Linked DNA regions of Homo sapiens: regions 1 and 2 are each linked to region 3. A link is a loop called in an ENCODE intact Hi-C map of the cell type or tissue named here. Cell type or tissue: HCT116. All regions are shown on one strand. Each heading gives the region's core, and the rest is flanking DNA. Links, peaks and the distances in the headings are about the cores only.

Region 1 (8,377 bases), core at 196-8,195, 190 kb before region 3:
ATCATGAGATTTCCTAGAAATATTTGTTCTTATGTGTGAAGAGGCAGGCTAATCTTTTGTATGTGAGAGGCCTTCAGTGTTGTAAATAGGATAAATATGCATTTTGTCAAAGATATTTTATTTTTAAAGAAAAGCATGATATTTTGTGTGTGAAGTTTGGGCTTTTTTTTTTCCACCCTAAATCCTTCAAATGTTTTTAGTCATGTTTTTTAAGATAGTGAAGAGCTGCATATTTCAAAATGTATTTATATTCTGACCTTGGTTCATAAAAGTCTGCCAAGCGCCAGAACTATTTAAATTTGGCTATAACACTGTGTTAACGTGATGAATAACGATTGACATAAATGTACTATATTATTTTTATAAATTGTGGTTAGACATGATAGTAATTTTAGAATATTTACAGTGCTATTTTTGGAGACTTTTTTTTTTTTTTTAGTCAACTAGCAGTGTTGAATGTTTTATCTAGCCAACTACAGGTTTTCAGCTCATAATTAGAAATGCCTGAGAAGTCCATATTGTGATTTAAGGAGTTATTAGCCCAAGTCAGCAATTTTATAAGGCATTCTTATTAGGAAGTATAAAATGAACTTTATGTAGTAAAAAACGTATTTTATAATTGGCATATATCTAATGCATTGTATACATTCACTCATATTAAGCATTTTGGTTAGTCTTCATTATTTAATCCTCCTGTGGTTACTTAACATAGAATGTGTAATGAAGAACTCAGTAGCTTTAAAGGTGGGGTGGTTGAGGAGAATAGAAAATGAAGGTGATTTATTAACTACTGTTGAAAGCTGCTTTAGCAGTTAGGGTGAATAAAAATGATGATTTATTAAGTATTCCATCAGTAATAAGATAAAGCCACAGTGTAGGGTTGGAAGTACTTCTGTTTTCCCTAACTCCCAAGAATACAGAATTTCTATGACATTGGCTCTTTGCAGTCGTCCGTCCCTTCCAGAACTATCATATTGAGGGCAGGAGAAAGAGCTTCCCCTATTCATCCATGTGTCCAACAGATCAGTTAGCTCTGGGCCCTGCCCATAATAGGGCCCAGTATGTATTTGTTGAATGAATATGCTCTTTGAAATAAACATGCCTACAGGAGTTACTCAGGTTAAGTGTGATTTCGCGCTAAGTAATCTGGTATTCCAGAAGTGGTGTCCGCTCATCTTTGAAGTCCTTTCTAATGTATATACTCATGGGCTACAAGTCTTTGTCTTTTTGATTTTTTTTTTTTACAACAGTCAGAAGTCATTTAGAATCAGACCTAGTGAATAAAGAGACTAATGAATATAGGAAATGCCTTTTCCAGTTTTCAAGTTGTTTTCCAGAATGATTTATAAAATGAAAACTGCATTCATTTTCTTATATGACTGTAAACTGGTGAAAGTGGTGCCAAAAACAAAAAAAAGTCTTTTGACCAAATACAACACTGCTGAAATAAATGTAGATGATTGTGAGATTCCTTTAAAGGTCAACACTCGAATATAAAGATTCTGTTATTTTATTGAAAAGTGTTTATATCTACAGCCAGTATTTTTTTTTTAGATATGTTATTTTTAAAGTAGGTAGAGTCTTCATTTATTTTCTTTATTACCTAGAATACTGGACAGTATTTAATAAGGGTTGCCATTTTTCTTGTATTTCAATTTTATACAGGATATACCTAGAGTTGGTTTTGTTTTGTTTCCATTTTGGCAAAATTTTTTGAGAGATAAAGGTGTCTTAATGAGTAATGCTTACAGTACCACACTAAAATGAAAAGTCATAGGTTAGCTATTATTTTCCACTAGAGAAATCAGAATTACATAAACATGTTCCTCCCTAAGAAGGTGTGATATTTTGAGAAAGAGAAAGAAGCTTGGTTTTCTATTTCCCAATTTCATATTGTTTCTCCTGAAAAGTGCTGTGTCATATAAATAATTGCATGGTAGAGGCTCAATGAATTTTATGCATTTGTCAGTGGTCCCTTTTGCAGTTTATTCTACAGATGACTATTAATATTCCTAAAACATCACTTCTCTCGTATTGCCCAACTCAGGTTTTAATGGTCCTCCATTTCCTATAAAGTAATGATTCAGACTTCAACATGCATCAGAATCACCTGGAGGGCATGTTAAAACAGATTGCTGGTGCCGGGCGCAGTGGCTCACACCTGTAATCCCAGCACTTTGGGAGGCCGAAGGGAGGATCACTTGAGGCCAGGAATTCAAGACCAGCCTGGCCAACGTGGTAAAACCCTGTCTCTACGAAAAATACAAAAACTAGCCAGGTGTGGTGGCGTGAGCCTGTAGTCCCAGCTACTCGGGAGGCTGAGGCAGAAGAATCACTTGAACCCAGGAGGCGGAGGTTGCAGTGAACCGAGATTGTGCCACTGCACTCCAGCCTGGGTGACAGAGTGAGACTCTGTCTCAAAAAAAATAATAATAAAAAAATTTTGAAAGCCTGGAGTTTCTGATTCAGTAGGCCTGGGTGGGCCCCAGAATTTGCATTTTTAGCATGTTGCTAGGTGATACTGATGCTTCTGGTCCAGTGACTTCAGCTAGAAAAACATTTTGCTCTAGAATGAAGTCACAGTGAAGTCACAAATGTTTAGCTTGGCATCCGTAGTCTTCTGTAAATCTGCATCAGTTTATTTGTTGAGTTGTATCTCTGTTACTTCCCAGGAAGGACTGTGCTTCCACAAAACTTACATAGTTACTATCTCCAGAACACATGTCGTTTAGGATTTCACCTTGTTTACTTTATGGTTCTCAAAAGGAGAGTCTTCTCACTTGCTCAAAATCCATGTCCTCATGAAGCCCTCTCTACACTCTCAACCTTCACTGATTTCTCCCTTCTCCAAATTCCCATGTTATTGATTATTTCTATCTTTGGCCTGTGTGTCACTGATTTTGTGTGCATATATGTTATCTTTCAAGTAGATTTCAGACACCCTAGAAGTGGGGACACCTTTTTTATCTCATAGGTCCGTGGCCCAGAATTTGACAATAAAAGGCAATTCATCCTAAATGTAACCCAGATTAAGTATATCAACAAAATGTTTTATAAATGTGAGGCAGTATGGCAGAGTAGAAACACTTCTGTCCTCCCTTTCCACGCCTTTGAAATGGAGTTAATAATTCCTCTTTTTCAGAGTTGTTGTAAGAATTAAAATAGAAAATGTATGTGAATCTCTCAGCGCAATGCCTGGCATGTATCATTCATTATTCAATACATAGTATGTACTTACTAGCAGCTAGGAATTGGTAGGAGTGATAAGGAAAGGGGTTGGTAGGTAAATTGGATTCAGAAAGTCATTTCCAGGAAAGAAAAGTATGTTTTGGCTGCAGTATTGCTGTATTGACCAATAGCTTCTATTTTCTATTGTTGCCTCCCCTTTTAGTTGTTGTTGCCAAATTTCTCACTTCCTATGGCAGGAAAGTAAGCATTATTTTGCCTTGTTAGAATTGTTATTACACAGAAGGGATGCTCATCCTCAGGAAAACCATAGAGAGGGTGTTGAATGGAGTGGTTCCTCATTCATTCATCAGTGTCCAGTTACTTCTGACTTCTGGGCCTGCTGTCACACAACACTCAGATATGTGGGGAGGAAAGAAAGCCAGGGATAAAGAAATCTGGAGAAATACCTTCAGGGCATAGAAAGAAATAATTTTTGTGAGCTGAAAAGCTGAAAATGTTTCATTCAGAGATAACTACATGTGTAAATTTAGCTCAATAATTAGGCATATGGTGCTTTCATTTTAGGATGTATCCACCCTTTGTGATAATATCCGTTGATTATTAGAGCTGCTGCAGCTTTAACTACATTGGCAGCAGAGATTCCTAGTGCATTTAAGACAAGAATTCAAGAGTGAAATGGAAAACTGAATTAATAATTTGTTCTTGGGTGGTTTTAATCTGCTCCTTAAATGTAGTTTATGCCTGGAGGATTAGATTTGGAAACAGAACACCAACTAATGTTCTAAAAGTTTACTTCCTTTTATTGGAACATTATACTCTTAAAGATTTTCAGAAGAACATTTTGGCTGTTTTAGTCTTAACATACGAGGTACACTTAAGTTCTTATGATTCAACCTAAAACAATAGAAAGCTTTTAATCTATGATATAATTTTTAACTTTTAAAGTATTTCATGTTAGACTTCAAGGCAGGAATTGTTTAATAAAAACCAACTAATAAAAGGAAAGATATTCTTTGTTGGGCACGAGGATATTTGGGTCTCTTTTCCCAAGCTTTTTAAAATCCCCCTAGGTCTATATTTTTCAATCTTAGAATTTAAAATCTGCTTGCTGTTGATGGTAAAGAAAATAGGAAAATTAAAATCAAAGGTTATTTCTGTTTACTTCCCATACCTTGTCAAATGTTTCTAAAATTGATCGAAAATAAACCATTGTAATTTTATAAATTGAAAAAAGAGTTATATTCCAAGATATAGCATAGTAGGATGAGCTGAAATAGGAAGTTTAAAACAGGTGTCTTTGGGAGAGTTGGGGATGGTGATGCTTTCCATCTGCTTCTTGCTTAAAGCTTTAACTACGGTCCTATTAGAATATACCTGAGAGTCTGGGAAGTCAGTGTATTTGCTTCTGTGGTTGTAGTTCTCCACCCACCTGTGATCTGAAGAATTACACCCTAGGTTTTTATAAGGTAAAGGCACTAGAATTTAGACATTTAGAAGGGACTTCTTTGAAAACTAGGAAGAAGATGGGCAAAGTATAATACCAGGTATTGGTCTGAGTTAACCAGGAGTAGATTATTTATTAGAAAACTAGTCTGAATTTATGTATTCTTGATAAATACAGGTTTTGACAGAAATTCTCCACTTTTGACTGATCTGGTAATAGAGGTTGAGGATTTTATAGCCAGATATGCTGCAGGTAATCAGGTGTTAGTTCTAGCTTAATAATTAGCTTAATTTAGTATTAGCTGTCTTTTTCTGTGGTACTTTACCCATGCTCTTAATCATCTTCCATCCTTCAGTGTGTTCTGCTGGAGAGAGGCGGTACTAATGGTGCAAAGGCAGACATCAGGAGAGTTGCAGAAGTGGTATTATATATGTTACACACGTCAGAAGACTAGTCACCTTAATACTCAGTAATTGACTATGATTGGCAGCAGGGAATGAGCAGCCCTCTCGCTTCCTGGAACCTTGAGAGGTGAATTCCATACATTACCACTGGTGTTCAGAAGGATCACCTTTTTCTGACCTGTGGGCACTCACTCCTACCTTTTAGAATTCCTGAGGGAGGAAGCTGTCTAGTTATATGATTAGTTAGCATATTTGTGGACCTTTAATTATCAATAGAATTGCTCGAAAGCTGTCTTAGGAAGTAATGCCTTTGATTGATTTGAAATCTCATGCATCACCCGTGTTGCTAGTGTTTTCCAAAACACTGAGGGATTTTTGCAGACAGCATTTTCAGGGGCTGATTTGAAGGTAATAAACCAAACTGGCAGGGAGGGAGGGTTCTTCCTCCACCTCAGGGTGAGATCTCTGCTCCTTTACTTTACTCTGGAGTGCCCTGTCTTCACAAACCCCGGGGGCACACAACACATTAGTAGCCATAAGTGTCTGTTGTGTGTTATGCAGCCCGGAGTCTTCCACTGGTATATACCAAGTCCCCAAGTTAGATATTTCTCTTTTAAAAAGAATTTTGCCTTCATATTTAAAATAAAAATTATATTCCTCAATTGGCTTTTTTTTTTTTTTCTTGAGATGGAGTTTTGCTCTTGTCGCCCAGGCTGGAGTGCAGTGGCATGATCTCAGCTCACTGCAGCCTCAGCCTCTGGAGTAGCTGGGATTACAGGTGCCCGCCACCACGCCCAGCTAATTTTTGTATTTTTGGTAGAGACCAGGTTTCACCATGTTGGCCAGGCTGGTCTCCAACTCCTGACCTCAGGTGATCCTCCCACCTTGGCCTCCCAAAGCGCTGGGATTACAGGCGTGAGCCACCGTGCCCGGCCAGTTGGCTCTTAAACCTCAGCTATTAATTTCCAAGTATTTTTGGTTTATGAATAACAACAGCAATAATAGCAATGTCTGATAATTTTCTCTTTTTCTCTAGGTTTAAAACAGAGGCAACAGTTAAAACTATACTTTTAATAAAAAGTGCAGCTTCTCAGTTATACTCCATCATGTATTCCCTTTTTCTCCTAATAGAATGTGTTTGTTATTCTTCCTGTTCTGAGAGTGGCTCCTTAATTGATTTTATACCATCAGTTAGTGTTATTATATATAATTAAGGAAATCAATAATGAGATTTTTAAAATATCATCTTGGCATAGATTTTGTCTCCTTTATCTGCAGTTTTAATTCTGGAATGGTGAAAAGTATGCCAGTAACTACAGGATACCATTTGTTGAGTGTTCACTTCCTATTAGATACTATGCTCACCACTTTATGTACATATTCTCATTAAATTCTCAGAACAACAAGTATTTGGTTTTTCTCAGAATATGGGTATTTGACATTATTCTCCTCATTTTATACATAGGAAATTGAAGCCAGGAAGGGGCAAGCAAATTGCCCAGGGTCGAGCAGCTCCTGCGAGGTTGAAATCCAGGTCTGTCTGGTCCCTGCCCCCACCCTCTTCTTGTGCACTCATCTCTGCTGGGTTCCCCATATCCCCTGGGGCCTTGGCAGGCTCAGATCTTACCCACCTTGAATAAAGAATCAGGACTCCTGTTGCAGTCACTCCTCTGCCTGAGAAGGAAGTAAAGGGAAGTGAGGTGAGGACTGGCACAATTTCCACCCCAGCTTGTGGCAGACAACATGCTTTAATTCTGAAAGCAACACCAATGCTCAGTTTGTTTGGAAAAGCCTCTCAAGAGTAATATTGTGCTCAACTTAACAACTATATTTACTAGTATGTGTTCATGTATGTTTATATCCCCTTGATTATATATATATATATATATATATATATATGCATAATATGTACATGGTTATGTGCGTGTATATAATTATCTAAAATAATACCTTAAGCATTAATGAAAGTTATTGGGGGTTCTGGAAAGTTGTTTAAATCAAGAGAAAAACAATTGTCACTGGAAGAAACAAATCTAAATTTGCTTCCTTTATTCTCCCTCATCTTGGGGCAACTATGACTCCTAAAGTTTAGGATACATAATGTTACAATTATTTAATTTTTAAGCAAGAGATTCTATAAAGTGTGACCACATTAACAAAAATGCAGTATGAATTTTAAATTCACAGTGAGGTATATCACCAAAAAGAATTCTATGAGTCAAAATAATATATTGTTACTGACTTGACAGTCAAGTTGTATATAGAAGTGACAACAAAGGCTCTGTTTAATTGATCTTAAGAGATCCGGACAGTATAACTCTTTCTGCAAATGGGGCGATACAGTTATCATTCAAACCCAAATAATTTTTTTTTAATTTTAATATTTTCCTTTAATAAATCAGATTAAGAATCACTTCCAACAACCCTCCTACAAATATTTAGAAGTACCACCCTGTGCAAGGCACTGGAGAGATGACAGTAAACAAGACCATTATCACCACTGCCCACATGGAGCCCAAAGGGGTAGAGAGTAAGGAGGCCCTGTGACAAGTACCCTGGGAGGGGCCTAGAGTTACTATGGGAACCTGGAGTAGAACATAACTCTGGCAGATTAGGGGGTTCAGGAACACTTTCTAAATGAAGTAAAGTATTAGACCTGAGGATGAGTGGGAATTAGCCGGTTGCAGGCAAGATGAAGAGGGCCGCAGGATAGGAATGGAATGTATGAAGGTCCCCAGGGCAGCCAGAGGACTGAGCCAGAGTAGTAGTGCTGAGAAGAGGAAGTGGGCCACAGAAATGAAGCAGAGAAGGCGTCTGACCAGGTGTTTAGACTTTATCCTGAGATCATCAGGAACCATGGGAGGGTTTCAAGTTGCAGAAATAATATCAAATCTGCATTTTTGGATAAGACTGGAGTCCAGGACATGTGTTAGAAGGCTCGGCAGTAATCCAGGTGAGAGATGAGGATGGCCTAAATGCATAAAGGGGTAGTGAAGATAGAGAAAGTGAACAGATCCTTGAGATACTTAAAACCGGAATTTATAGAACTTTGTGGGCACTTAAAAATGGAGAGTGAGAGAGGAAATGGAGATAAAGAGGTTCTTGGGTTCCTGATTGGGTCACGGGTTTTCTGATGGTTGGAATCGTCAGGAGAGAGAGAGGAGTGGAGAGGGGTAATGGATGTGGTTTAGGATATGTGGCATTAGAGGAGAAAGATGTCCAATTGGAGGTCTCTTGTGAGCAGTTGGATGTATACAACAAGCACTGCAAAGAGAAGTCTAGGCTAGAGATGCCAATCTTGAGGCCATCAAACTATGGAAATAAATAAGATCTATTAGGG
Region 2 (8,377 bases), core at 196-8,195, 110 kb before region 3:
TTAACCTTCACAGACATGGTCTCATTTTTTATGGCTGTGTAGTATTCCATGGTTTATGTACCACCTTTTCTTTATCTAGTCTACTGCTGATGAGCATTTAGGTTGATTCTGTATCTTTGCTATTATGAACAGTGCACAATAGATACATGCATGTGTCCTTATGGTAGAACAATTTATATTCCTTTGGGTATATACCCAATACTGGGATTGCTGGGTTGAGTGGTAATTCTGTTTTAAATTCTTTGAGAAATCACCAAACTACTTTCCACAATGGCTGAACTAAATTTACATTCCCACCAGCAGTGAGTAAGTATTCCTTTTTCTCCACAACCCCACCAGCTTCTGTTATTTATTTATTTTTTTTTTTACTTTTTATAATAGCCATATAATGAAGTTTTTTAAACAGGCTTTTGAAATCTTATTTCCTTAAAGATCCATGTTGACCTTTACCAGAATTGTTTATTTGTTTTTATTATCACTGCGTAAAATAAGATAGTTTCTTTTTCCCATGGTTATCAGCCATTTGCCCTCAATGGTACTGGTTTGGAGTGACTAAAATTAGGGCCAGAGTAACAGTACCTCACTTTTACTCTATTTTATAGCAAATGAAATGTTCAGTATTGACATTAAGTTTTTAAACAGTGTGTTGCTGTATTTGTTTAGTGCTGAAACAGCTTGACTCCATTTCTTTTGCACCTTGATTCTGTGGGTTTTATAGACAGCCGGTGTTTGGTGCCTGGCCCCAGGACGGGACTCTGCACTGCCACCCATCTGCCATCACTTCTGTTACTCCCTTTTACCCTTGCCTTGCCATCCACCATCACTTCTGTTATTTCCCTTTTAACCCTTGCCCGCCTATGTTTTTTCCACTTAGAGCTTTGGATCTTTTTTAAACACACATGCTGCTATCTCACTCTTTCTTTTAGAACTAGTCCTTTTCAACAAATCTAATAGATCAGTTACTTCACTACTTAGGATGATTCTTGTCTGAACAATAACCTTCAGGATGTTGGCCAGTCTCAGAAGAAAACATATACATGTAATGTACATAAATCATATTGGGTAAAGTCAGTTTTATCTAAAACTGAGTTTAAGATCTTCAAAAACACTTCCATGAACTTTCTTTACAGTTTTGTGCTATTCTCTTTCTAAATTTGCCAATTGTATGTGGTAAGGTTGATGGTGAGGATTTATCTGATTACCTTGTGGAGTATTCATAGTATTTGTCTTCATTTTCTTTTTGAAGAGGAGTGGAAGTTATTACTTGATCCTTTTCCTATGTATCACATTTTTCCAGTGTTACACTTCAAAAACAAGTGTTATTATGAGTCATTGACCACAGCTGTCATGTTTACTTACGTATCCCAAGTGTTTGTGCAACTTGGTGCCTAAGTACATAGGCACTAAATAAATATTTGTTGAATAAATGGATTAACATTTTTAAAAGGTCAATTATGCAAGCAATTCCTTTTTGAAAGTTTGTAATTTAGAAAGTTTCAACTATGTTGAAATATGTGCGTGTGTGCAATAGCTTTAAAAAGCAATAGGCGGGGCGCAGTGGCTCACGCCTGTAATCCCAGCACTTTAGGAGGTGGAGGCGGGTGGATCACGAGGTCAGGAGATCGAGACCATCCTGGCCAACACGGTGAAACCCCGTCTCTACTAAAAATACAAAAAAATTAGCCGGGCATGGTGGCAGGCGCCTGTAGTCCCAGCTGCTCAGGTGGCTGAGGCAGAAGAATGGCATGAACCTGGGAGGCGGAGCTTGCAGTGAGCCGAGATCGCACCACTGCACTCCAGCCTGGGCAACAGAGCGAGACTCCATCTCAAAAAAAAAAAAAAAAAAAACAATAAAAAAACAAGACATTTAGATAGTGCATGAGTAGCTACAATGGACAACATAAATTATGTTTCTTGTTATTATTTGTGTTTGTATTCTAAAGAGGCATTTGCCTGCCAAACTATTTCAGTCTGATATTTTCAAAACTCTTCTAATAAAAAAGATACTGAGTTATGTGACATTTTGATGTTCTGATGATGATCGTTATTAAGGCAGGGCATTGTTTCATTGAGTTGTTTATAGTACTGTAAGAATATAACACTGATCTATTAAAAACAGATGCAGTGTTGTCATGAAATGGGATATATGAAAATATGTTAAAGCCTCTAAATGAAAAAAAGATAAAGATGCTTTCAAGTAAATTAGCAAAATTCAGGGATTAGCAAAGTATAGCCAAGCCCATTCATTCACATTTTGTCTATGGCTACTTTGACCCTACAGCTATAGTTAGTGAGTGAGTGAATGAATTGAATGAATGCTGACCAGAAATTGCACTTTCAAACATTTAACCTGAGGAAATAGTTATATATACAAATAAGTATGTACAGGGATGTTCATTCTAAGCTGTTTGTAATATCAAAACAAGGGAAACCTAAATATTGACTAATAGAAGACTGGCTAAATAAGTTCTGGTGTATCCTTATTATACCAGAACTAGTGTATGATACAGCTATTTTTAAAAAGATGTTACAGAAATGTATCCAGTGATAGGAAACAAGGGTCAGCAAACTACAGCCCTTTGGCCAAATTGGCTCAAGACCTGTTTTTATACTACCAGAGCTGTGAGTGGGTTGTTAAATTTTAAAGGATTATTAAAAATAAACGTGAGACAGAGTATGTGACTAGTAAAGCTTAAAATATTTACTATCTAACCCTCTATAGAAAATGTTTGCTGACCCCTGATATAGAATGTTGTATACAATGTAGATTAAATTGGTAGGGATGGGTTTAAAACATTATGAAATAGTATATATAGAACAATATCTTTTTTTAAAAAAATGCAATCAATACCATTTAGACACTTAAGATGTTAATAGTTATTTCTGGGTAGACAAGATTAATAAGATTCTATATTTTATGTCTAATTTTGTGATTTTTCAATAATGAGAATGTATTCATTGTTTAAGAAAATAAAAATTTAATATTGGCATGGGGAAAAAGAGAACTTCTCTAAGTTTCAAGGTGTACAAATATGTTTTTCCATTTTGTAGATGAGGAAACTGAGACTAAGAGTTTAATTAACTTGCCTGGAGGGACACAAACATAAGACAAAAATTGCATTGATGCCAAATTTTCTGTCCAGCAGTGTCACCATTTGATAATTTAAAATGCTCATCTGTCAGCTGAAATAAAACTATATACTCTGTACCCAAAGGCAATTTAAAGGTATCAGTGTATAATATATGATAAAGGAGGATTATGCAGAAATAACAAACCACCTGCCTAATGGTATTAGGTGTGTACTGGATAGGTTTACATTTGCTTAAATAGAATGAAAAAATGAGTAGCTTACATTTTACATTTTTTAAAAGAAACAAAACCTGTATACATAGGTATTCAGTTGACTTTGTAAATTTGCAAACTATTACTACTACATAATATGGTAATTAATTGCTCTTTCATACCTATAGAGTTTAATTGTTCAAATTCAGGCATGTGACACAAAAAGGGACCATGTCCTGAAGCTTGTGCCCTTCACCGTAAGATAGAGGAAGGACATTTGACTTATCAGATCCTTGTGCAGGTAACTGTTTACAAAATGAGTCAGCAACTCAGAAGGAGAATGAATACAACAGTGAGAAGTCTCATTGTAATGAACTGATAGCTAGTAACTCAAAGAAGCAGTAGGACTATAGAAAGCAGACATGAAAGCTCAGCAGCTTTTGGACCATTTAGTGTGTGGACAAAAGGCCTAGTATCCTTCTATTATTCCTGAGGAAACCACTATCTTATAGCCAAGAATAATAACTATTGTTGCTCTTTTAAAAAACACTTGTTCCTTTAATTATAACCATCTTGTGATTTGGGAAGATTATTCTCTATTCACTTATTTAGAAACTGAGGCACAGAAAGGAGGTTAAGTGAGCGTTCAAGATCGTACAGACTGTTCAAGTGATAATGGAAAACTCCATCACCTAGTCCCAGCTCTGTATGCATATGATGGTGATGCTGAGTAAAGGCAGGATCATTCTACATTTCACCGAATCATAAAAAAAAGATAAACATGTCTTTAAAACTTATATAAATTATTAAACTATAAATATTTTGATGCTCTTCAGAGATGAGGTTCAGTTAACAGGAAAAAAATTCACTAGTGTAGAATGCTTCATAACTAAAATATGTCAGGGAATTATGATATGCAGTCATGCCTAGGTATCTGTGGGGGTAGGTTTCAGGACCCCCTGAGGATACCAAAATCCACAGATGCTCAAGTACCTTATATAAAATGGTACAGTATTTGCATATAACATGAGTACATCCTCCTGTATTCTTTAAATCATCTCTAGATTACTTATAATACCTAATATAATGTCATTGCTATGTAAATAGTTGTTATACTGTGTAGTTTAGGAATAATGACAAGTCTATACGTGTTCAGTACAGATGCAACCATACATTTTTTTCCAAATATTTTTGATCTGCAACTGGTTGATACCACAGATGTGGAACCCACAGATACAAAGGTCCAACTGTATATGCACAGATGAGGCTATCATTTTTTCTTTTGTCTTTTTCTTGAACAAAGATCACCAATCCTGGATTTTGTATATTTTAATGATTTCTGATGTCTGAAAGCAGTAGTAAATAGAACATCCCCAATTTTAACCCTATGATGTCACATATTAACATCTATGTAGTGGAGTCCATAAATTCAGTTAGAAATCATAGCCAGATAGAGTATGTGTGCTTTCATAATTCCCATCTCTTTAGTAGGCATTATATTTTTTAAAATATGTCTTCCTTTTGATGTGAAATGTATTTTCAGAAATTATTTGTCATATTTAGTGTAAACATTATTCACTATATACTGCATATTTTTCTAAATGTCATGTTGGCGATTTGCCCATTTTTTAAACCTAAAATTGAGATAGAATGAGTAGCTTTAGGCACTGTATAATGACTTGGATTACTGTGGTGTTCTTGCTGTAATTTATTATTATTTATCATTCTTGGGCAGGTATTTTAGTAATTAGAAAGCCTACAATAACACATGTGGTACACTTAAGAATAGTTTGAAGCACTAGAGCTGTATAGCCATTGGGTTTCCTCTCCCTTTTTTAACTTCCATATTGAATGCATATTAGAAGGACATGTAACTTTTATCATACTATTTCCTTGCTCCCAGCCCGCTACTTATTTATGTGTACAAAAGCATATACTTTCTTCTTGAGGAAAATTTTTTTAAAGGACCCTAATTATTTCTTAAGATTTATTTTCCTTCTATCAGGTAGCCAATACAGTATTTTTTTTGATGTTGTCGTTCATATATGTTTGCCTCTTACACTCAGAAAAGTCCCATAACCAATGAGAGCTACTGCCTTTCTTCCTGCCCTATTTCTCATAACCTTGATGACCCAGAAATCTCTCCACTTACCATAAATGGGAGGCACTAAAGTAGTGTTAGGACTTCCTTAAGACATCTGATGTGCTCTTTTAACCATCTTTTAAACTTCTCTTCCTGGTATTTAAGGCCATGAGCTTATCTTATTTAATCTGTCTCTCTCTCACCATTTTCTAGACCCTAGTAATCTAGCTCTCCACCTGCTCGCTATCATGAAAAGCACTTCCTCTTCCCTTTTGCTTTATCTCTTGTCTTCCTCCACATTAATCCAGAGCACATACACAAACATGTACATACCTTCTCCCAAATAAGTACATACCTGCATCTATATAAGTGTCACGTCTTCAACCTTACCTCTCCCCCTAGACCTAACTCACTTTTTAAAAAAAATTCCCACAGTTACAGCATGTATCACTTAATTTATTCTCTACCTATGGTTTGTATTGTTTTGTGTTGTATATCTTATGCTTATATGGTTTTATATGGCTGACTTACCTTCCTGGTTGTAAGCTTCTTGAGATCAGGGATTTAATTTTTTCTCATGTATCTCTCGTATAGCCCTTACCACGTTGGTAAATATGTAGTAAATGCTTATTAAGTCTTAAAATAAGCCTGTCCTGTGGAGCAGAAACGTTCCTCAGGAAGTGTCTTATCGAGTGTTCCCATTTTACAAAAGAGAAAATTGGAACAGTGAAGTGACCCATTTTCTTTATGACATAACTGGTGAGTAGCAAGCCCTGAACCAGAACCTAGGGCTCCTGACTCTTAGTTCAGTGTGCCTGTTCCCAGGCAGCCTTGACCACGCTGATGCTCAGGGAAACACTGCCACGAGAACATGGCATTTACTGCTGCTCACGTGGACAGTGGTGATATCCATGCCCTGAACAACAGCCTGAAGTTCTTCCCAGCATTCCCCATTTTTCATCTTGCCTCCTTAACTTTATAAAACCCTCTCTATTCAGGAACTAGGGAATGAATGAGAGTCCTCTCTCATGAAAAAAAAAAAAATAATGAGATACAATTTTATTCATTCATTTATCAACATTTACTCATTTTGACTAGGAGATAGCATAAAAGCCACTTCTCTTCACTACCTCTTATTTTTTCATGAGAATAAATATCTTTAAAAAGCTAGATAAATCTAAAGTGCCTATTCACTAGAACATTCTACATTTAGATTTTTAAACTATGCTTACAATTGGAAGTGTTTTCCTTTGTTTAAATTTTATGCTTTTATATATTAGTAAACTCAAGACTAAAGGACAGCTACCTTGATTCTTCTTGGTTATAATTGATGGTTATTGGCAGGATAGCATGTGTAGCCTTTTTATTTTGAAAAAAAACAAGTTGGGAAGATCTCTGTGCTTTAATATTTCAGGAAAATAAGCAACACTCTTCTCATCTAATTGCCTGAAGGCTAAAAATTGAATTGTATTGAATCACAGGGGAGAAAAACAAAGTAATTGACAAAAGCAGTCATCTAATTAAATATATTTTTTTTAAAAAATGAAGTTTGTAATGAAATTTGACAAATACAACACATAATTTTTTTTAATTTAAAACTTCGGTTTTAGGTTTTGATCAATTACAGAAACAGAATGAGAAGAAAGAAAGAGACGGTGAAAGAAAGATGTGTGCCCACAGGGGAGAGTCCCTCTGGATCAAAAGGATCACCCGTCTCTGAGATGACAGGAAGCTGGTATTCACTTGGGTGTAGCTGGCAGTAAACCATCCCACATCAGAGCATTTAACTAGGAGAATAGGCCCTCTCTGAACTTCAGTTTCCTCATCTGTGTATCAGATTATGGAACTAGATGACCTTTGATGTCCCTTCCAGCTCTAAGTTTCTGCTGGATTAGTTATTTTTACATACCTTTATTCTGATATTTAAATCTTTCAAGGGTCTACTCTAAAAAGCCAGAATAGCTTAATAAGTACTTACTGGTTTAGTGATTGATTTTGGCCCATATTATGTGCAAGTTTATCAACTCAACTAACAGTATATGGGTTTAGTTATTTGCAGCCAAAGATATTTGTTGTGTCTATGGCATCTTGTGCTGAAAGCTTTATGTAGTGAAAATGAGTAATAGGTAAACTGTACTTGTACAAATGGTGAACTAGTGTTTGATCTTTTAATGGTGAAGTTTTCAACATGAGCATTTGAAGAAAAGCTTTGATATTGATTGTGTATTTCAAACTGAAGCATGTCTGAACTGAAAATATTTCCTTCCAAAGCCATCTGTTCTTATTCATTTCTTTTTTCCTTATTCTTTGCTCTGGCATGTATATATTCCTACATAGTTCTTTAGGGAACTGCAAACTAGGAAGGCAAAGAAAACCATATGTCTTGTTTACAGCCTTGTCTGATACTATCTGTCAGGGTAAAGTAAAAAGATAAATGTGTTTATTTGATAGATTTTAAATTTTGAAGTTTTTAAAACGTTGATCAAAAACAGCAATAAGACTGATGATGTTACTTACGTGTAAAGAAAAGATACAGTTTTCATGTAGTTATTTTGAAATTCTTAACTTTAGGCTATAAAAGTTTTTATTTAAAGTTATTTGTTAGTTACATGCTCGAAAGAACTGTTGCATCGTATTTTACCACCCTTCTTTCAGCAAGTTACATTGTTTTGACTTTTGTTATGAATGTAATCAGAATCCTTAGAATGCAAAATCTTTTAGAAAATTCTTGTTGGATCATTAGATGTCTGCCCATCCCAAACTGATTGCTAGTTGTACAAAAACCATATTTTCTTTTAGTGGACATTTAAAAATATCTTCTATTAGCAAGGATTACATTTTATGAACTGTAATTTTTCACCTGACTCTCTTAACTTTATAAAATCCTCCCCACCAAATAGAGGTACCAACAAACACCAGAAACCAAGATTGGTGAACAATTGGTTGGCAAATTAACATTTCCTATCTTCAAAAGATGATATTTGTCTTGCTTTTTTCCCAGTCACATTTTA
Region 3 (8,352 bases), core at 1-8,000:
AGTAATGAAAAAAAAAATGATGGAAAAAGAACTGTCAGATGATGCAGTGTTTGCTCTGGGAAGTACCAGGGCCACAGAGAGGAGGACCAGTTACTGGAAGAAAAGAAAGAGAGATGGTGGAGAGCGCAGCAGTTTCAAATGAAAAATTAAATTAATTTTAAAATCTAATTTAAAGCAAAATAGAGCAGCAGATGTGGAGGGAGTTGAAACTCCTCCTTGAATTGTATCCCCTAAACTTTCCTGTTCTTTCATTCAGCCTGAACATCATCCTGTTTACACCAAATAGCAAAACTGGATTAATTAAGAAATAAAATACTCCAGACAGTTCATTTCTAGGGATGGTTTGTACACAGCATGTATGAGAGGAAGGAAATGCTTGAAATTTTAATTTCTCCAGAAAAAAAAGACCACCAAGGCTTCCTACCTCAAACTTTAAAAGCATATTTTCCTATAAAGCTGTCCTAATGATCTTTATGTCCCAGAATCAAGTATTAGTAAAATATGTATTTATTTTTGCAGCTTTTTTTTTTTTTTTTTTTTGGAGATGGAGTCTCACTCTTGTTGCACAAGCTGGAGTGCAGTGGCACTATCTCAGCTCACTGCAACATTTGCCTTCTGGGTTCCAGCAATTCTCCTGCCTCAGCCTCCTCAGTAGCTGGGATTACAGGCATGCGCCACCACACCCAGCTAATCTTTTTTTTTTTTTTTTTTTTTTTTTTTTTTTTGGATTTTAGTAGAGATGGGGTTTCCCCACGTGGCCCAGGCTGGTCTCCAACTCCTGAGCTCAGGCAATCCACCCGCCTCAGCCTCCCAAAGTGCTGGGATTACAGGCGTGAGCCACCGCACCTGGCCCACAGCTCATTTATTCTAACACCGAATACTTATTATTGAACCCTTCTATGAGTCAGGAGCTGTACAGGCTTCTCTGCTGTGTAGGTGGTTTTAGAGATTCTGATGGCTTACAGACAGTTAGGATGCCAAGATCCAAACTCAAGTTACAGGCCAGATAGGTTCTGCAAGACTTCTGCACAGTTGTCATCAGTGAGACAGTTCATATCAAGTAATTAAAGAATAAAACTGTTTCCTTTGTGCTGCTGCAGAACAAGTGTTAAAAAAAAAAAGCAGCCACCAAGGAGCCCTGCTATGAATCATGTGCCTTTCATGAGGTGAACTTCCCCTCCCCAGAGATGCGTGAACAGCAAATCAGGAATCCACGTCCCCACACTCGGTACTGCTGGTTTGTCTTGTGTTAGCCATGGATCTGACATCTGCCAAAACACCTCGCAATGTAATCACGGGTGTTGTCTGGTTCTACCCTCACCTTGTATAAAACCATTCTTTATACACTGGCCTTTCTATTTAATAATCTCTGCTCAAGGTATTTAAATGGTCCAAAAATCTAAACAACAGCTTGATCGAAATCTGCTTTTGGATATTCTTTTCTTTTCTGCACATGTTTAAGCATCACAGTGAAAAGTGGGTTCTAGTAACAGGTAGGAGAAACCAGCTGGGAATATTCCTGTGCAAAGCTACTGATTAGAAAAAGTGGTGGCCGGGTGCAGTGGCTCACGCCTGTAATCCCAGCACTTTGGGAGCCTGAGGTGGATGTATCACAAGGTCAAGAGATTGAGACCATCCTGGCCAAATGGTGAAACCCCGTCTCTACTAAAAATACAAAAATTAGCTGGGCATGGTGGTGTGCGCCTATATTCCCAGCTACTCTGGAGGCTGAGGCAGGAGAATCGCTTGAACCTGGGAGGCAGAGGTTGCAGTGAGCCAAGATCATGCCACTGTACTTCAGCATGGTGACAGAGCAAGACTCCATCTCAAAAATAAATACATAAATAAAAAAGATAAAGTGGAGATCTCACTAGCCACATCAACAGCAATAGTGTCGAACATTTACTGGCTGCTTACTAGGAGGCATGCCCTGGGTCACATACATCCATGCTGTATTAGTTTGCTAGGGCTGCCATAACAAAGCACCACCAACTGGGAGCTTAAACAACAGAAATGTATTGTCTCACGGTTCTGGAGGCTAGAAGTCCAAGATCAATGTGTCAGTAGTGCTGGTTCCTTCTGAGGGCTGTCGGGGAGAACCTGTTCCATACCTCTCTCCTAGCATCTTATCGTTTGTTGGCAATTTTGGGCATTTGTTAGCTTACAGATGCCTCATCCTGATCTGTGCCTTCATCTTCACAGTGTTCTCCTTGTGTGGGTACCTCTGTGTCCAAATTTCCTGTTTCTATAAGCACATTAGTTGCACTCGACTAGGGCTCACTCTAATGACTTCATGTTAACTTGATCATCTGCAAAGACTCTATTTCTAAATAAGGTCACCCTACAGGTACTGGGTGTTTGGACTTCAACACGTTTTCTGGGACACAAACCAACCCCTAACACATGCATTGTCTCATTCAGGCTCACACCAGCATCATGAGGCAGGGGCTATGATTACTGACATTACAAACCAAGACGGTGAGACTTAGAAAGCTTTGCTTACGCTTTTCTATTGCATCTACTACAAAGATAGTAGAACTATGGTATGGATGCAGACAGTTTGATGCAAAAAACCATGCTCTTAATCACCACATGAGATTTCCAAAAGAGCATGAGGAACTTTCTCCACCTTTCAGTTGCTTGGCCATAGGTTACACACTGGAGTCATCCACTCTACTCAGAAGAATACTAGCTACCCTTGGTTGAACACCTATTACATACATTACATTATCTCATTTAGTCCCCTAAAAAAACTTAGAAGTTCAGTACTCTTTATCCCAGTTCACAGATAAGCATATTGAAAGTCAAAGAAGTAGAGAGCAGCTGGCCAAGAAAGCAAGAAAGAGTTGAGCCAGGATTCAGGTTGCCCCCGGCCACTACCCATCACCACTTGAGCCTGAAGATGTATTTTCTCCACTGTGCTGTGCTGCCTTTCATGCAAAGCTCAGGGCATACCAGGCTATGATTCACTCACATGAAAAAATCAGAGGTCTGAGTAAATCTCACAGTGCTCATTTTTAAAAGGGTACACAAAAAAATCTCAATTCCAAAGAATTTGGATCAGCCAAGAGAAGGCATGGGAAAATATCAAATGTTTGTATGATTACCTGGGCAACCTTTTCTGTGCTATGTAAATGTGTAATGACTAATCAACCAGGACGGCCAAGGGATTTGTTTCTAGAGATAGGCAATTTTCATTTGTGCCTGTGATTGGCTCAGCTCTGCGTGTGAAGAGGGAAAAGGCTTCCGTTTATTTAGCATAATGATGGACCAAAACAAAAGAAGAAATCATTTCACTCATGCTTAGGTAAGACATTTCCATCTTTCTTAAATCTTTGTGTGTCTATTTTTGTGTTCATAGCAACCGGCAGACTATTTAGAACAGAAATGTGCATGCGTTGAGTACAAAGCGAAGACAGCATTGGGCGGTGGGATGCGTGCTGAAGAGGGATAGCTAATGTTTGGCAAGTGTCAAAAACAAATGGCCATTGATCAGGAAGAATCCTGAGCAAAATAAGATCAAGATTTTCTGGGGGCTATTGACCATTACCAGTTTTCACTTTTCTGACATTCATTAAAAAAAAAAAAATACAGATCCTGATTCCCTGGAGCTTTGCAGTTTGCCAACTTTCTGAGGGCATTGCTAGATTTATAGTGCCATCATGTGGCCACTTCTCAATCTGTTCAAAAATTCTGCTGGATCTAAGCCTGGCAGGATGACTGAATGATTCCAGTTTCATGGTGTTGGGAGGCTTATAGAACAGTGCTGGCTAGTCACACATCTGATGCTGGCAGCAATAGTGTGCTGGGGAAGGGGTTAAGAAAGAAAGAGCTGAGAGGCTCCCTGCAGGCAGAGCAGGGGCGGGACAAAGAGAATCCAGACAGTTGGACTTGGCCGTGGGGACAGGCAGCTGGCAGAGAGGACATTTACCCAGTGGGGGTTAGGGCCATACTAGTGGGCTTGGGTTCATACGCAACACTTTCATCACTGAGAAGAATGTGGCTAGGCTCCAACTCTCGTGGGGTAGGTGGGACTGGGAAATAAAATAGCAACTGGAGCTAAAACCCAGTTACAGTCTTCCCTGGTCACTGGCTCTTAGAAGAAGACAGGCATTCCATGCACCTCACTCAGGAGATCACCAGAAGTCCAGCCAAGCCCTGCCTGGGCTCCTTCCCAGGAAAGTGCTTCTGCTGACACTCTCCTGGCCACGATCTTCTTCCCAGCAGAGGAAGAAATCTTGTCCATATAGGAGAAGTTGAGGTATGGAGTTTCATTGCTAGGCAGGGAACTAGGGTGGGTGGGTTGACAGTAAGCAGGTTATAGGTTCCATGGAAATAGACAAAGACCAACCAAATGAGAAAAAGCAAAGGCTATTTATTCTGAGCTTGCTATAGCAATGAAGTTGGCCACCATCACTTGCATTTTGTCAGAGACCCCATCACAGGCAAAGCACTGGGAAAGCTTTAGAGTGGAAAAAAAGGGAAGTCTTGAGGTGTGCCCTGATGGGAGGCTGTTGGCCTGGGGAAGCTGCAGGTGGGCTAACTGGAAGCAGGGCACACTGTGTGATTGGTTAGGGGTAGGTACAGATTTGGCTTTCTCTGGTTGTTCCTAAATTTAAAATGGTGACAAAAGTTAGGGAAGCTGTCCGTTATTAATCAGGTCCTGGCCATTTCTGGCTGATTGTTACAGAAGTTATTGTTCAGCTTCCTGGATTGTCACCAGAGACAGCAGCCTGGCTTCCTACAAGTCTGAGTTCGAGCAGGCTGACTTCCTGGGTTATTTATTGTACATAAGGGGGTTGGTTTCCTTCTCTGGTACAGAGAGTGGGTCAAAGATCTATTTTTACATGTGGTCTGGTCTGTTTCTAGATTCAGTCTATCATCTCTGAGTCATCCCTGCTATGACTCAAGCAAGGATCAGCCTGGCAAGAGGTGGTGGGGGTTGGGAGCCCTCATCTTATGTCAGCAAACAATGAGGAGTTGGAATTGGCAAAAGGCCCCACCCACCCCACCCTATCCCCAGTCAGAATCAAGTCTTCAAGGGGACAGGACCAGTTGGAAGCCCAGCGGTTAATACCAGGTTGTATCATCGATCAGACCCACAGCTAGGATGCACCCACGCTAAACCCTCTTCCAGCCACTACTATGTAGCTGAAGCAACTTGATTATTTGCTGCCTTAGTCATGACTGGATGAGGAACTTGGAAGAGACTTCAGATTCAGGAGAAAGAGGAGGAAGTGGTGCTTGTGTTCGTGGTATTGATGTTAGGGTGGCACATTTTGTAGGCATCTGGGAGACAAAAAAACAAAAAAAAAAAAAACAGAGCCTGCCACTGCCCCCGCTGGATGTCTTAGTGCCTCTAACTAGGGTTTGGGGCCCTGGCTCTATCCTGATAATAAACTACATTTGTTTTTTTCTGGAATGTAGTGACTATCATGTGGAAAGGGCAAGAGCTATAAATGCAAGCCTGGGGGTGCACATCTCTGGGAGGAAACCCTGGGTACAGGCACTCCTTTTTAATTCAAGGAGAGTTGGAAGAGCTCCAATCTGTGCACCAGGGGAGAGGGTGACTATTCCTTTCCTGCTAGTGATTTTAACTCTACTCCCATTTTTACAGCATCTCTCATCTGGGAAAAGATACATGTCGACCAACAACCCCCATACTATGCTGACATTATTCCTTATTTGTCAAATTCATATGAGCCAATTGGTGACACCGAAACCCTAGTTATAGCAAAACTGACTGTATTATGAATAGTATCTGGAAATGGGAAAATATGGGTGATTTAAGCTAGGCATAGTGGCTTATACTGGTAGTCCTTGCTACTTGGAAGGCTGAGGCAGGAGGATCGCTTGAGCCCAGGAGTTCAAGGCTGCAGTGGGCTGTGATCACGTCACCACACTCCAGCCTGGGTAACATAGCGAGCCTCTGTCTCCAAATAAACACACACACACACACACACACACACACACACACACACACACACGTAAGTTAATCGGGAAAGGCACTGAAGAGCAGATGGTATATAATTTTTCTCATTTCTAGCAGTCTTGTTCTGTGTGAACATGTGGAGCACACTGCGGGCCAGTGTGGAATGTACAGAGTTCCCCAAATTTCAGTCATTAATTTTGGCCATATCTATACTCAGCCTACATAGTTCCTCAATGTTTTCCTTTAAATTTATTTATTTATTTTTAATTATATTTATTTTGAAAGGGAAATTATATCACTATTGAAAATGAAAAGTCAATATCACCTGTCATAAATAGAAGGTAATCCTAACTATAAATACATAACTAAACAAATCAAACTCTTCACCCATAGACTGTCCCCAGATGGTCTCCTATGCCGCTAGTGGTACTAGTGCCACATTTGGGGAAATACCTGTGCAATACTAGTTAAGAGCTCTGGCTCTGGTGTCAGATTGCCTCGGTTCAACTTCTAGCTGTAAAATCATGTGCAAATATTTAGCCTCTGTAAGTCTGATTTCCTTCCCTGTAAAAATCATGTTTTTGCTTAATGGAGCTGATGTGAAGATTCAGTGAGATGATACCTAAAGATTTAGCACAATGCCTGGTATATGATAAACAATAAATATTAATATTAGCTGTCACTGTTATCAGTATGATTACTATTATCCTTTTGAATTGGGTCACTGGTGCATAACTCTTCCTAATAGTTGGTCCTCAAAACACTCACGCCTTATTTGTGGAGAGGAATGTGGTTGAAATATACAGAGGATGGATGCCTTAAAAGATTTGCAGACTACTGAAAATAAGAAACCAAGCCAAAGGGCCTTTCATGTCAAAAACGCCAGCCAGTGAGGCAGTGAACCTAAGTGTATCAACCAACTTTTCACTTTTATTTTTGATATTATTTGCTGTTTCCTAGCCCCTTGGTTCTCTGTGGTATTTTTTTCCTGGCACTCACTGAGTCAGAGTCCCAGCAGGAATCAGATCGTACCCAAAGGAGTGATTGAAGGGTTTAATGACAGAAGGGTGTATTTGCAGAAGTGTGGGTAAGAGCTAAAGAAGCCAATAAAAGATAGTTATCTCCCAGGGCCTAGCAACAACAGGAAGCTCTTACACCCCTACAGCCTAGCAGACAATGGGAGGAAGCTGTTGCTGCAACCTGGGGAGAGAGGTGGCCATGATAGGCCACTCCACCCAACCCTCCACAGGGGTCTCGATGTTGGTAGGGACCAGCAGAGAGGGAGCAGAGAGAATACCTGCCATGGATGGATTCTCCTCCTGCCTGCCAATCTCTGGCCAGTGCCACTCAAGAACAAACCAGCTGCAGCTACAGCACAAGGGAAGCACTGGACATGCCATGCCTAGAGGTCAGCAGAGAAGGGTGGAGAGTGGACCTGGAGAGCCAGACAGAGAAGGACCAATACATTTATCACATAACGCGATGATGTTGCTTGATCTATGATGCCCTTTTGCACTCTGTAAACTCTCAGTAGAATTAGTTGCAGACATTAAGTAAATCAGACTGTGAATGTGTATGTCAGTGACACAAAGACAAGCAGGGGTGCAAACAAAATAGAGGCATATACCACCCATCTACCACCCCCTAGGCCAGGGGGCACGTCACGGGAGCTGGCAGCAGCTCAGCACTGTCTCCCATTTCTTAGCCAGAGCTCTGCTACTAAGCAGCATGCTTTTGGAGGCAGGGACAGTCCATAGAAAAGACTCTCATGACTTTTATCTTCACCACAAGCTAGCAAAATAAAGAAGAAATGCAATTAGAATCGCTCACCTACTAGCAAAGAAAGAGTTTGTTCCCCAAGTCTTTTGAGAAAAGAACCTAGCACTGTCAGTCTCAGGAGCAGATGCTAAACACCTGAGCCACGCTGACTCTAACAGCAGTTTGGACTAACAGTGGCAGAGTGTGTGCCGGCGTGAAGGGCAAAGCCAGCACCTGTCAGAGCTGTCGGCTTCCAGGCCCCACTGGAGCAATTTAGGCAGCCCCCTTTCTGTGAATGCTTCCATAGGACGCAAGTCCCAGGCAGGCAGAAAAAATATTTTCTTTTTTTTTTTTTTTTTTTGAGTCAGAGTCTCGTTCTGTGGCCCAGGCTGGAGTGCAGTGGCACTATCTCAGCTCACTGCAAGCTCCGCCTCCCAGGTTCACGCCATTCTCCTGCCTCAGCCTCTCGAGTAGCTGGGACTACAGGCGCCCGCCACCACACCCGGCTAATTTTTTTTTTTTTGTATTTTTAGTAGAGACAGGGTTTCACTGCGTTAGCCAGGATGGTCTCGATCTTCTGACCTCGTGATCCACCCGCCTCGGCCTCCCAAAGTGCTGGGATTACAGGCGTGAGAAACAATATTTCCTTGAATGAGGAAACC

Evidence for each region. Peaks named below come from ENCODE experiments on the same cell type or tissue, not always from the same donor. Only the 100,000 strongest peaks of a DNase experiment are listed, where the experiment ranks them.
Region 1: it touches region 3 in a loop (4-fold over the local background); 46 of 110 quality-filtered maps call a loop at or near these places.
Region 2: a loop joins it to region 3, with 9 times the contacts of the local background. A loop is called at or near these places in 5 of 110 quality-filtered maps.

What each region holds. Positions count from the first base shown.
Region 1 is chr6:119,330,130-119,338,506 of GRCh38, reverse strand. All of the region lies in intron 2 of MAN1A1 (mannosidase alpha class 1A member 1), which reads left to right. Among named protein-coding and RNA genes, the nearest start is that of MAN1A1, 15 kb to the left of the region's middle. In HCT116, for the core only: a CTCF peak has its summit at 4,643; a DNase peak (open chromatin) is centred at 4,597.
Region 2 is chr6:119,254,448-119,262,824 of GRCh38, reverse strand. All of the region lies in intron 5 of MAN1A1 (mannosidase alpha class 1A member 1), which reads left to right. Among named protein-coding and RNA genes, the nearest start is that of MAN1A1, 91 kb to the left of the region's middle. In HCT116, for the core only: no CTCF peak of the experiment used is centred there; DNase peaks (open chromatin) are centred at 1,354, 3,574 and 7,134; H3K4me3 peaks cover 2,681 bases; H3K27ac peaks cover 6,616 bases.
Region 3 is chr6:119,144,033-119,152,384 of GRCh38, reverse strand. It overlaps a transcript of FAM184A not described here. Among named protein-coding and RNA genes, the nearest start is that of FAM184A, 70 kb to the right of the region's middle. RefSeq lists an enhancer at 4,871-4,940. In HCT116, for the core only: a CTCF peak has its summit at 3,696 (motif pointing left); DNase peaks (open chromatin) are centred at 3,674 and 4,894; H3K4me3 peaks cover 1,237 bases; H3K27ac peaks cover 3,226 bases.